3 separate regions of the Homo sapiens genome follow, and regions 2 and 3 are each linked to region 1. Evidence: chromatin contacts called from ENCODE Hi-C or POLR2A ChIA-PET data. All regions are on one chromosome and are shown on one strand. Each heading gives the region's core, a stretch centred on a gene start or an enhancer-like site at or near the end of the contact. The rest is flanking DNA. Distances are from core to core; before and after follow the strand shown.

Evidence for each region. A loop is a pair of places that touch in the nucleus more often than their neighbours do. ChIA-PET counts read pairs that join two places held with the same protein, here RNA polymerase II (POLR2A). Pooled maps may share reads with other maps.
Region 2: a loop to region 1 is called in a map of naive thymus-derived CD4-positive, alpha-beta T cell, with 10 times the contacts of the local background. The contact joins the promoter of MMP23B here to the promoter of ATAD3A in region 1. A Hi-C loop is called at or near these places in 1 of 168 maps with a recorded cell type or tissue (naive thymus-derived CD4-positive, alpha-beta T cell) and 5 of 50 pooled maps. POLR2A ChIA-PET finds 5 or more read pairs at or near these places in 3 of 52 experiments (H1, WTC11 and activated B cell).
Region 3: a loop to region 1 is called in a map with no recorded cell type, with 5 times the contacts of the local background. The contact joins the promoter of ANKRD65-AS1 here to the promoter of ATAD3A in region 1. A Hi-C loop is called at or near these places in 18 of 168 maps with a recorded cell type or tissue (B cell, CD8-positive, alpha-beta T cell, GM12878 and 10 more), 15 of 37 single-sample maps with no recorded cell type and 28 of 50 pooled maps. POLR2A ChIA-PET finds 5 or more read pairs at or near these places in 19 of 52 experiments (CD8-positive, alpha-beta memory T cell, GM10248, H1 and 14 more).

Annotation. Positions count from the first base shown.
Region 1 is chr1:1,510,589-1,513,561 of GRCh38, reverse strand. ATAD3A (ATPase family AAA domain containing 3A) reads right to left here and starts at 1,400. Exons shown (of 16, transcript NM_001170535.3): 1 at 1,089-1,400. The coding sequence starts at 1,293. RefSeq lists silencers at 1,283-1,442, 1,893-2,092 and an enhancer at 1,593-1,652.
Region 2 is chr1:1,630,596-1,633,568 of GRCh38, reverse strand. It overlaps MMP23B (matrix metallopeptidase 23B), which reads right to left and starts at 1,396. Exons shown (of 8, transcript NM_006983.2): 1 at 1,195-1,396; 2 at 656-786; 3 at 449-588; 4 at 214-381. The coding sequence starts at 1,350. It overlaps LOC124903821 (a long non-coding RNA gene), which reads left to right and starts at 1,783. Exons shown (of 3, transcript XR_007065352.1): 1 at 1,783-1,924. MIB2 (MIB E3 ubiquitin protein ligase 2) reads right to left here. Exons shown (of 20, transcript NM_001170687.4): 20 at 2,964-2,973. RefSeq lists enhancers at 1-689, 2,790-2,973 and a silencer at 2,843-2,973.
Region 3 is chr1:1,418,551-1,421,523 of GRCh38, reverse strand. ANKRD65-AS1 (ANKRD65 antisense RNA 1) reads right to left here and starts at 1,358. Exons shown (of 2, transcript NR_187360.1): 1 at 960-1,358. ANKRD65 (ankyrin repeat domain 65) reads left to right here and starts at 248. Exons shown (of 4, transcript NM_001145210.3): 1 at 248-391; 2 at 519-727; 3 at 932-1,472; 4 at 1,975-2,973. The coding sequence starts at 519. The coding sequence ends at 2,424. RefSeq lists an enhancer at 2,579-2,973.

The DNA of each region.
Region 1 (2,973 bases), core at 151-2,650:
GCACCTGGAGACCCTGCCCCGGGCCCCGCTCCACCACAGAGAGGGCAGACCAAGGCACTGGCAACGCCGGCAGAGCGGACTGCGGGTCAGGAGCTCCGGGGCCGCCAGGACTGGAGCAACTCAGAGGCACAGGTCTGCACTATGGGGAGGCGGCCTGAGGCTGCTCAACCAGGCCTGTACCACTGCAGGGGGCCGCAGGCTGATCACTACGATTCAGCTTCTGGAAGTGGGAGAAGTTTCAATCTCTAAGTGAAGTTAGCGGGTGAAAACCCCCAGGAACTAGGACACAAAGGAACCCTCCAAATAAGCCTGCAGCAAGAAAGTCAGTCACCAACATCCGCTGTCCTCCGAGGTGCCCTGAAGTCCAGCCCTTGATTCCCATCCTAACCTGATGGTTAAAATTACCGAGGAAGGCCATGAGCAGCGGCTCACGCCTGTCATCCCAGCGCTTTGGGAGGCCGAGGTGGGCGAATCACCTGAGGCCAGAATTCAAGACCAGCCTGAACAACATGGTGAGTGCTCACACCCTGAGGGCCTTGGGTCAGGGGTTTACTCAAGCTGAGCAGCACGGCCTGGCCTGTGGCTTCACAGACCTCGCCGTGCAAATGCTAACGTCTTCCAACAAGAAGTGCAAATCTGCTAGTCTCGTTAGAATCAAGTAACTCTCAAATACGCTTCCCTTGTTACGTGGAAACTGCTAGCAACCACCCAACAAACCCATCTACCCATCTGGCCACGCCTTGGCCTGTGCCACGTGGAGGCGGCAAGCGCAGAAGGATCCCGCACGCTCGGCGGTAACTGAAGACCACGGCCAGCCCCAGACCCTGACCCCTGTAACCTATGAGCGCCACCTCCGCACCGCTTTCCGCACCTGACCCGCTCCTGACAGCTGCAGAGGTGCAAACGGGTGACGGAAAGAGTCCGATCCTCCCGGCACGCGACACGGCTCCGGCCGGGGGTGCTCCGGGGGCGCAGTCTCGCCCGGGAAGTGGCTGCCGACAGCGGCGAGGAGCGGCAAGGGCCAGGGCTCCCGCTTCCCCGGCCCGTCCCGCCCGCCCGCCCGCGCCGCCCCGCCCCGCCGCACTCACGCGAGTGCTCCAGCTCGCGCGCCGCCTTGGCGGCGCGCTCCAGGCCGGTGGGGTCGAAGTTGCTCCATTTGTCCTTGGGCGCCGGCCGGTCTCCCAACCCGCGGTCCCCGCCGCCCTCGGCCCCGGGCTGCGCGGGCGGCAAAGGCGGCGGCGGCCCCGCGCCTTCACCCTTGGGGCCCTTGTTAATGCCGAAGAGCCACGACATGCTCGCACCGCCGCCGCCGCTACCGCCGCCGGGACCCCCACCCGAGTCTGACTCGCGCGCGGCTGGGAGCAGCCTCCACGCGCCGCGAGCCGGTGGTCACCGCCACTGCGCAGGCGCCACACACACCCCTTCCTCCCGGCGATAGAAGCGCGTAAGGGACACGCGCGCAGCCCTTGGATTGGCCCCGAGGACAGTGACGCCATAGCGACGGCGCCGCGACTGCCGAACAGGCTTTGGGAGCCAGCGGGGCGGGAGCGGCGAAGCATCTGGCTACGGGAGCCACGCCGGGACAAAATTCCCGAGGGACGTAGGCGAACCCAAGGCAGCGTCAGCCCCGCGCCGCATCCGCGTGGGCTCCGTTGCTAGGGGCTCCGTTGCTAGGGGCTCCGAGGAGTTCCGGCCTTGGCGGCAGCGGGTGGCAAGTTTCCAGGGAGCCCCAAGGTTCTCGATCCGTGCGGCGGGGCGCCCTGCGGTGAGTCCAGGACGCAGAGAAGAGTCTCGCGGGAACCTCACCCGAGGCGGCACCGGCGCCCGGGCAAGCCGAGCCCTTCCGCGATGAGTCGGCGCCCTGGGGTCGCTGCGCCAAGAGCTCAGGAGAGGCGCCTCCCCTCCTCGGTGTCTCCGCAGCCCGCACGGCCCTCCCGCCCAAGACCCCGGGGCGACCCCTTCCCGCGTGGCGGGGCCAGCGAGCTCCTCTTGCGGGGCGTGGACGGGGCCGGGGTGCCCGGGCAGGCGCCGCCCCGGAGCCCACGGTCCACGCGCTCCCAGCGGCCCTGACTTTCTCCTTGATGGAACTGGTTGACTTCACGGAATATATGGAGTGACTTTTCCCACTGGATTGGAAACTGTTTTAAGCCTGAATAATGTTAGATACAATGAGTTCTAAACTTCCCTTCAAAGAATCAGTATATCAGTATGTTCAGTCTTTGTCCTGCATTTTAAAGTCTACCTTCCTCGCAGTTTCAGTAAACAACCTTTTCCACCAGTTCTAGTCAGTAGTTGACATCTGTTGCCCTGGTCACCTGCTCCGTCCTAACTAATCCCGGTCTCCTGCTTTGACCTGAGTCACCTTTAGTTACCTGTCCCATAACCATTTTTCCCGCCAAACCACTCACCCCGCCACTCTGGCCCATACTCCTGCTCCCTTTAAAATAGCCAATGGGCACTAGTTTAGACTGTGCATTCTAACCCTAGCCAATAGGGGAACCACACAGCAGTAGGGGCTACCCGCGTCAGGAATAAGAACCCCTTCCCCTCCCTTGTCCAAGCGCTCGCCATTGCTCCATCTATGAGATGTCCCCTTCTATAGAAGTAAATTATCTAGCTGAGAAAAATTTATATTCGAGTTCTACTTCTTTGGCGGCACAGAAAATTTACATATAACACAGTGAGCTGCCGAGATCTCGTCACTGCACTCCAGTCTGGGCGACTGAGTCAGACTCTGTCAAAAAAAAAAAAAAAAGCCAGAAAATGCCGGCCAGGCGCGGTGGCTCACACCCGTAATCCCAGCACTTTGGGAGGCCGAGGTGGGCAGATCACCTGAAAACAGGAGTTTGAGACCAGCCGGGCCAACATGGTGAAACCCCTGTCAAAAATACAAAAATTAACCTGGGCATGGTGGCGTGCGCCTGTAATCCCAGCTACTCCGGAGGCTTAGGCGGGAAAACTGCTTGAACCCTG
Region 2 (2,973 bases), core at 147-2,646, 120 kb before region 1:
CTCCAGCTCCCGCTCCAGAGGCGCAGGGGGATGGGAAAGGGAGTTCAGGGCTGCCGGGATGGGGGCTCCCACGGGCTCCCCTCCTTGCCTGCTAGACTCCAGTGGCAGCCACCACCCCGGAAGGTCCCTCCTGCCGTCTGCCCCAAAGCCCGACCGCGGCAGCCCACTGTGCTGCAGAGGAGAGGCCTCCAGGAGGCCAGCCTGGACGGTCACCTTTCTTCCAGCTGTAGCGCGTGGGGCCCAGGACCCAGTACTCGCTGTCGTCGAAGTGGATGCCGCCGTGCGGGGGGAAGAAGGCGTGGGCCAGCTCCCCCGTGGGGCCGTCGAAGCAGTGGTGCAGCGCGGAGACCAGGCAGTCCGTGTGGTTGATCGGGTAGAAGCCTGGGGGGAGCACGGGGCTGAGAGGCCGGGCGCGCAGGGCCGGGCCGGGGCGGGGGCGGGCGCCCACCTATCCGGAGGTCGCTGGGCTGCTCGGGGGCCACCTCGCGGAAGCTGAAGGGGGACACGTCGCTCCACATGCGGAAGGCGGCAGCTAGGGCCCGCCGCGTCTCCCGCGGGCTCAGCAGGTTCCGCGGGAAGGAGAGGATCCTGCAGGGAGAGTGAGCTCAGCGGGCGCCGGCCGCGCCCCCTCCCCCGGGGCCCAGCCAGGGCGCACCTGTAGGTGAGGTTGAAGTGGTCCCAGCGCAGCCTGGCTGGAGTCAGCGTGTAGCGGCGTCTGCGGGGGGCCAGTGGGCCCGGGACCCGGGTGGGGGGGACCGCCGAGAGGCCCAGCGCAGCGACGTCTCCCTTCAGGGAAGAAAGCGTGCGTGGGAGGCATCGGTGACGGTCCCCAGGACCAAAAACTGCCGCGGAAAATGGACTGGAAGGAAACGGGGGTGGGGGTGCCCAGGGCTGGGAGCGGGCGTGGCGGGTCCTGTCTGCCTGTGGTTTCGGGTCTCCTAACCTGAGCGCCCTGTTGCACGTCCCTGGGAACGCGGCCCAGTGGAGGGGAAGGGGCTGAACAGCAGGGCGAGGCCTCCCACCCCTCCCAACAACTGGACACAGGGGCGTCCAACCCTCCGACCTCGGGACGCACATCCGGACCCTCAAACACCCCGCACACCCCGCACACGTCCTGCGGGCCCCCCGATAGACCAGACCCACAGACGTGAGGACCCCCCCAACCCGGCACCTGGCCTCCCCCCCGCCGCTCACCTGCGCTGCGCTCCAGGCCGGCACCGCCGGGGCCCCCAGCCGGGCCAGCAGCACCAGCGCGGGGAGGAGGCACAGGGCGACCAGCGCGGCTCCAAGCCAGCGGCGCTCGACGCCTGCCCCCGGGGCCTCCGAGGGGACACGGGCCCCGCGGCCCATGGCAGACTTGCTGTGGGGCTCAGGGCTGCATGGGGCAGCAAGGCGCGGGGGCCCGGGCCGCAGAGCCTCCGGGGAGGATCCGGAGGGGAGGCAGTGGCTCGGCGGCTCGGGTTACAGCCCGGTGTGGTGGGGGGGAGGGAGACGGGGCGGGAGAGGGGGCAAGGCTGCCCCTGAAGGGAACCAGCTGGCCCGTCCGTTGGCCGAGCTGCCTGCTGTCTCCAGCCGGGGGCATGGGGACCCGCGTCCCGTGGGCCAGGGGCAGAGGCCTGGGCATGGCCTGCTGGGCGGGGTCCTCGGAGGGGGGAGCGAAGAGGGCCCCAGGCAGCCCGGGAAGGGCAGCGCCAGGGCTCCCGCTTAGGAAAGGGTAGCAGTGGGGGTCCCCAAGCCCCCACTGCTGGGCAGTGAGTGATCTGGTGGCTTTTTTCCCAAATGGAATCCTCAAAAAACCCCTGAGCCCCACATGAGCGGAGTCTCCATCCTGGCCCAGGCAGCTGAGCTGGGCCGCAGGAGACGCGTCGCTCGCCTGACAGTGTCCCCGAGAGCTGGGAGGGGATGGCCGGATGGGGACGTGGCAGTGAGTATGGGGCGGTGGAGGGGGAGGCGGGGAGGGGGTGCGTGGGTAGGCAAGGGCCGCGGAGGGTGCCAGGTTGCGGGGCGGAGGGAGGGAACTTGCCAGGGTCTCCCGGGGAGCCGGGAAGGGGCGGGCCCTGGCTGCGGGAAGCCCCGTGGAGGGTAGCGCGTGAGGTGGAGGGTGTGTGGCTCCTAAATCCCCGGCTAGGCCCCAGCAAAGGGGAGAGGGAGACGGGAGGGACGGGAAACGGAGCTAAGCGCCGGGCCTGGAGGTCTGGACCGGTCCTGATTGGGGGCGGGGGCGGGGAGCTCGGAGACCCAAAGGTTCGACGGGGCGGCCGGCGTCCAGGCGCGAGCGGCTCTGGGCTGGGACCGAGACCGGGCACCGGCGTCCCGCGGGGCGGGGGTGGGGGATTGGGCAGAGGAGCAGGAGATTCCGAGCCAGACCGGCCTGTGTCTGTCTCGTCCCTCCCCGTTTTCCGCGCCGGCGTCGGGCCCAGGGTGACGGCAGCCCGGCCAACGGGGTCAGCGCCAAGCAGCTGGCGGCGGCCGCGGGCGGTTCTTGGAAAGCGCGAGAGGCTGGGCCTGGCCGCCGTATTTGCTCCGACACCGCCCCCCGCCCCCCCAGCTCGTCACCCCGCCTGCGTGCGCCCGGCCCCCAGACCCTGCCTGGGACGCCCCCCAACTAACTCCCTGCTGGGACGGGACCCCACAGCCCTGGGGAGTGTCGGGCCCCTTGGATCAGAGCGCGAGTCCCCGCGGCCGCCCCCAGGACGGAAGAGCGAGGGGGGCCCGGGGGCAGACACAGGAGTCCCCGCCCCGTCGGACCCGGGCCTGGGGGGCGGGAGGCGGCCGTGCCCGCGCCTGGAGGGTGTCCTGGCCCGAAGGCCGCAGTCCGGGCGGGAGTCTGGACCCGAGAGCCTGGGGCGGGCGGGGCGGACCCAGGGAAGGGCCCCCCCCCCCTCGCCCCCAGGCTCGCCCGCGTGTCCCGAGGGGAGGACCCCAGAGGCGCCCGGTCCCCCAGGCAGACAGCAGAGGCAACGTCCGAGAATC
Region 3 (2,973 bases), core at 109-2,608, 92 kb after region 1:
CGTCTGAGCAACTTTCGTCCACAAGCATGTTCCTGCTTGTCCTCCCCAACCGCCTGGCCTTTGTTCCCCAGGAGGGCAGCCGAACTGGGGCCCTGGCAGCCAGCAGGGGAGGGAGTATGTTGGACAGGGGGCTGTGCCCGAAGGCAGGGCCTTCCTAAGTGGCTGAGTAAACAGCGTCAGGTGGCCTCAGCCTGGCCCAGGGGACCAGCTGTGTTCTCCCACCCCCTGCAAGGCTGAAGCTGCCACCATTCAGCTTTTCAGCAGCAGACACTCCACCCCAAAGCCTGCAGAAGGGATTTTGTGAAGAGGGTCACCAGGCTGAGCCTCGGCCAGAACCCGTCTACAGAGGACCCTCAGCCAGAGCAGAAAGCTCCTGAGCCAGCTCCCTTGGGTAACAGAGCCAAGCCCCTCTGAAGGCTAAGTGGTAACTGGAATGGGGGGCTCCAGTTGGCCTGGGACACGGCTGGGGGCAGGCCAGAGGCCTCCACAGTGGATGTAGGATCCCTGCTCCCCCCCAGATGGACTCCCAGAGGCCTGAGCCCAGAGAGGAGGAGGAGGAGGAACAGGAACTGCGGTGGATGGAGCTGGACTCCGAAGAGGCCCTGGGAACCAGGACAGAGGGGCCTAGTGTTGTCCAGGGCTGGGGGCACCTGCTCCAGGCCGTGTGGAGGGGCCCTGCAGGCCTGGTGACGCAGCTGCTGCGGCAAGGTGCCAGCGTGGAGGAGAGGTGCACCTGCGCTGGGGGGTGAAGGGGTCCCTTCTCTGGGTGGGGCAGGATGGGGGTCCCAGCACTGGGTGGGTGGAGGAGTCCCTTCTCTGGATGGGGTAGGACGGGGGTCCCAGCGCTGGGTGGGCGGCAGGACGGGGTGGGGCAGGGCGGGGTTCTGGTCAGTGGTCCACCCCCGCGCCGACGCCCTTGCCCCCTCCTCAGGGACCACGCAGGCCGGACCCCGCTCCACCTGGCCGTGCTGCGGGGCCACGCGCCCCTGGTGCGTCTCCTGCTGCAGCGAGGGGCCCCGGTGGGCGCGGTGGACCGGGCGGGGCGCACCGCGCTGCACGAGGCCGCCTGGCACGGACACTCGCGGGTGGCCGAGCTGCTGCTGCAGCGCGGGGCCTCGGCGGCGGCTCGCTCCGGGACGGGCCTCACGCCGCTGCACTGGGCCGCTGCCCTGGGCCACACGCTGCTGGCCGCGCGCCTGCTGGAGGCTCCGGGCCCGGGACCCGCGGCAGCGGAGGCGGAGGACGCGCGCGGCTGGACGGCGGCGCACTGGGCGGCCGCGGGCGGGCGGCTGGCGGTGCTGGAGCTGCTGGCGGCCGGCGGCGCGGGCCTGGACGGCGCCCTGCTCGTGGCTGCCGCTGCGGGGCGCGGGGCGGCGCTGCGCTTCCTCCTGGCGCGCGGGGCGCGGGTGGACGCCCGGGATGGCGCGGGGGCCACAGCGCTGGGTCTGGCGGCCGCCCTAGGCCGCTCCCAGGTACGTCCCGCCCTCCGCCCGGCAGTGATGGGAGGGGGCGCAGGGCCAGGATCCCCAGAGACGTGCCACCGGGGCAGCTGGAGCCAGGCTGGGGGACGGTGTCCAGGCACGAAGGCCCTGAGCGCGCCCCCGGCTGTGCCCCTCCGGTGTAGCCCCGTCCCGTGGAGACCAGGGCGGGATCCGAGGCCCGGGGCTCGGCTTCATGCTGGTGGCAGCAACAGACTCTCCGCCAGCGCCGGGCCTGTGCCTGAGACCCCCGTTCCTGGGCAGCGGGCAGGGTGTTGGCTGCAGATCCTTGGATTTGCTCTAAGGACTCTTAGGGGGAAAAGTGGACGTTTCCAAGCAGGCCAGCCTTGGGTTCGGCCTCACAACATGAGGAAGTGGTGTCAGGAGAGACAGGCCGCTGCGGGGACAGAAGAGGCCTGGGCTGGGCAAACGCCTGGTGGCTCTGCCCCTCGCCTACCGGGCTGAGGCCGGCCCCTGCTTTTCTCTCCTCTTCTAGGACATTGAGGTGCTGCTGGGCCACGGGGCAGACCCAGGCATCAGGGACAGGCATGGCCGCTCTGCGCTGCACAGGGCTGCCGCCCGAGGACACCTGCTTGCCGTCCAGTTGCTGGTCACCCAGGGGGCCGAGGTGGATGCGCGGGACACCCTGGGCCTCACACCCCTGCATCACGCCTCTCGGGAAGGCCACGTGGAGGTTGCCGGCTGCCTGCTGGACAGGGGTGCCCAGGTGGATGCTACCGGCTGGCTCCGAAAGACCCCCCTACACCTGGCTGCAGAGCGAGGGCATGGGCCTACCGTGGGGCTTCTGCTGAGCCGAGGGGCCAGCCCCACTCTGCGGACGCAGTGGGCCGAGGTGGCCCAGATGCCTGAGGGGGACCTGCCCCAGGCGCTGCCTGAACTTGGAGGGGGGGAGAAGGAGTGTGAGGGCATAGAGTCCACGGGCTGAGCCAGACAGCAGGCTCCAGGCTCCACCGCCCCAGTGATTTCCAGGCTCTCTGGCTGAGGCTGCCTGCCTGGAGGGGACATCAGGGAAGAGGCTTCCGGAGGAGGGGATGGGAGAAAGTAGGGGATGTGGCTTGAGCTGCAGTCACAGGCCTTGGCTGGACCAGGGATGGCCCCCAGCTCCCAGGAGGGCCCACTGACCCTGCAGCTCCAGCCTTCTCCATACTTCAACAAAGAATGAGTTGTGGCAATGAGGGAAGAGAGACCCTCTCATAGTGTTTTATACTCAGTACCTGTTTTAAGAAAAAACAACAAGGAAGTAAAACCAAAGACAGGCAGGCAGCCTGGCGCTAGGCCCGAAACCAGGCCTGCGCCTGCCTGGCCTAAACCCAGTAGTTGAAAATCAATTCATAACTTAGAAACCGATGTTATTCATAGATTCCAGACATTGTATAGAAGAACATTTGTGAAACTCCCTGCCGTGTTCTGTTTCTCTCTGACCGCCGGTGCATGCAGCCCCTGTCACGTACCGCCTGCTTGCTCAAATCAATGA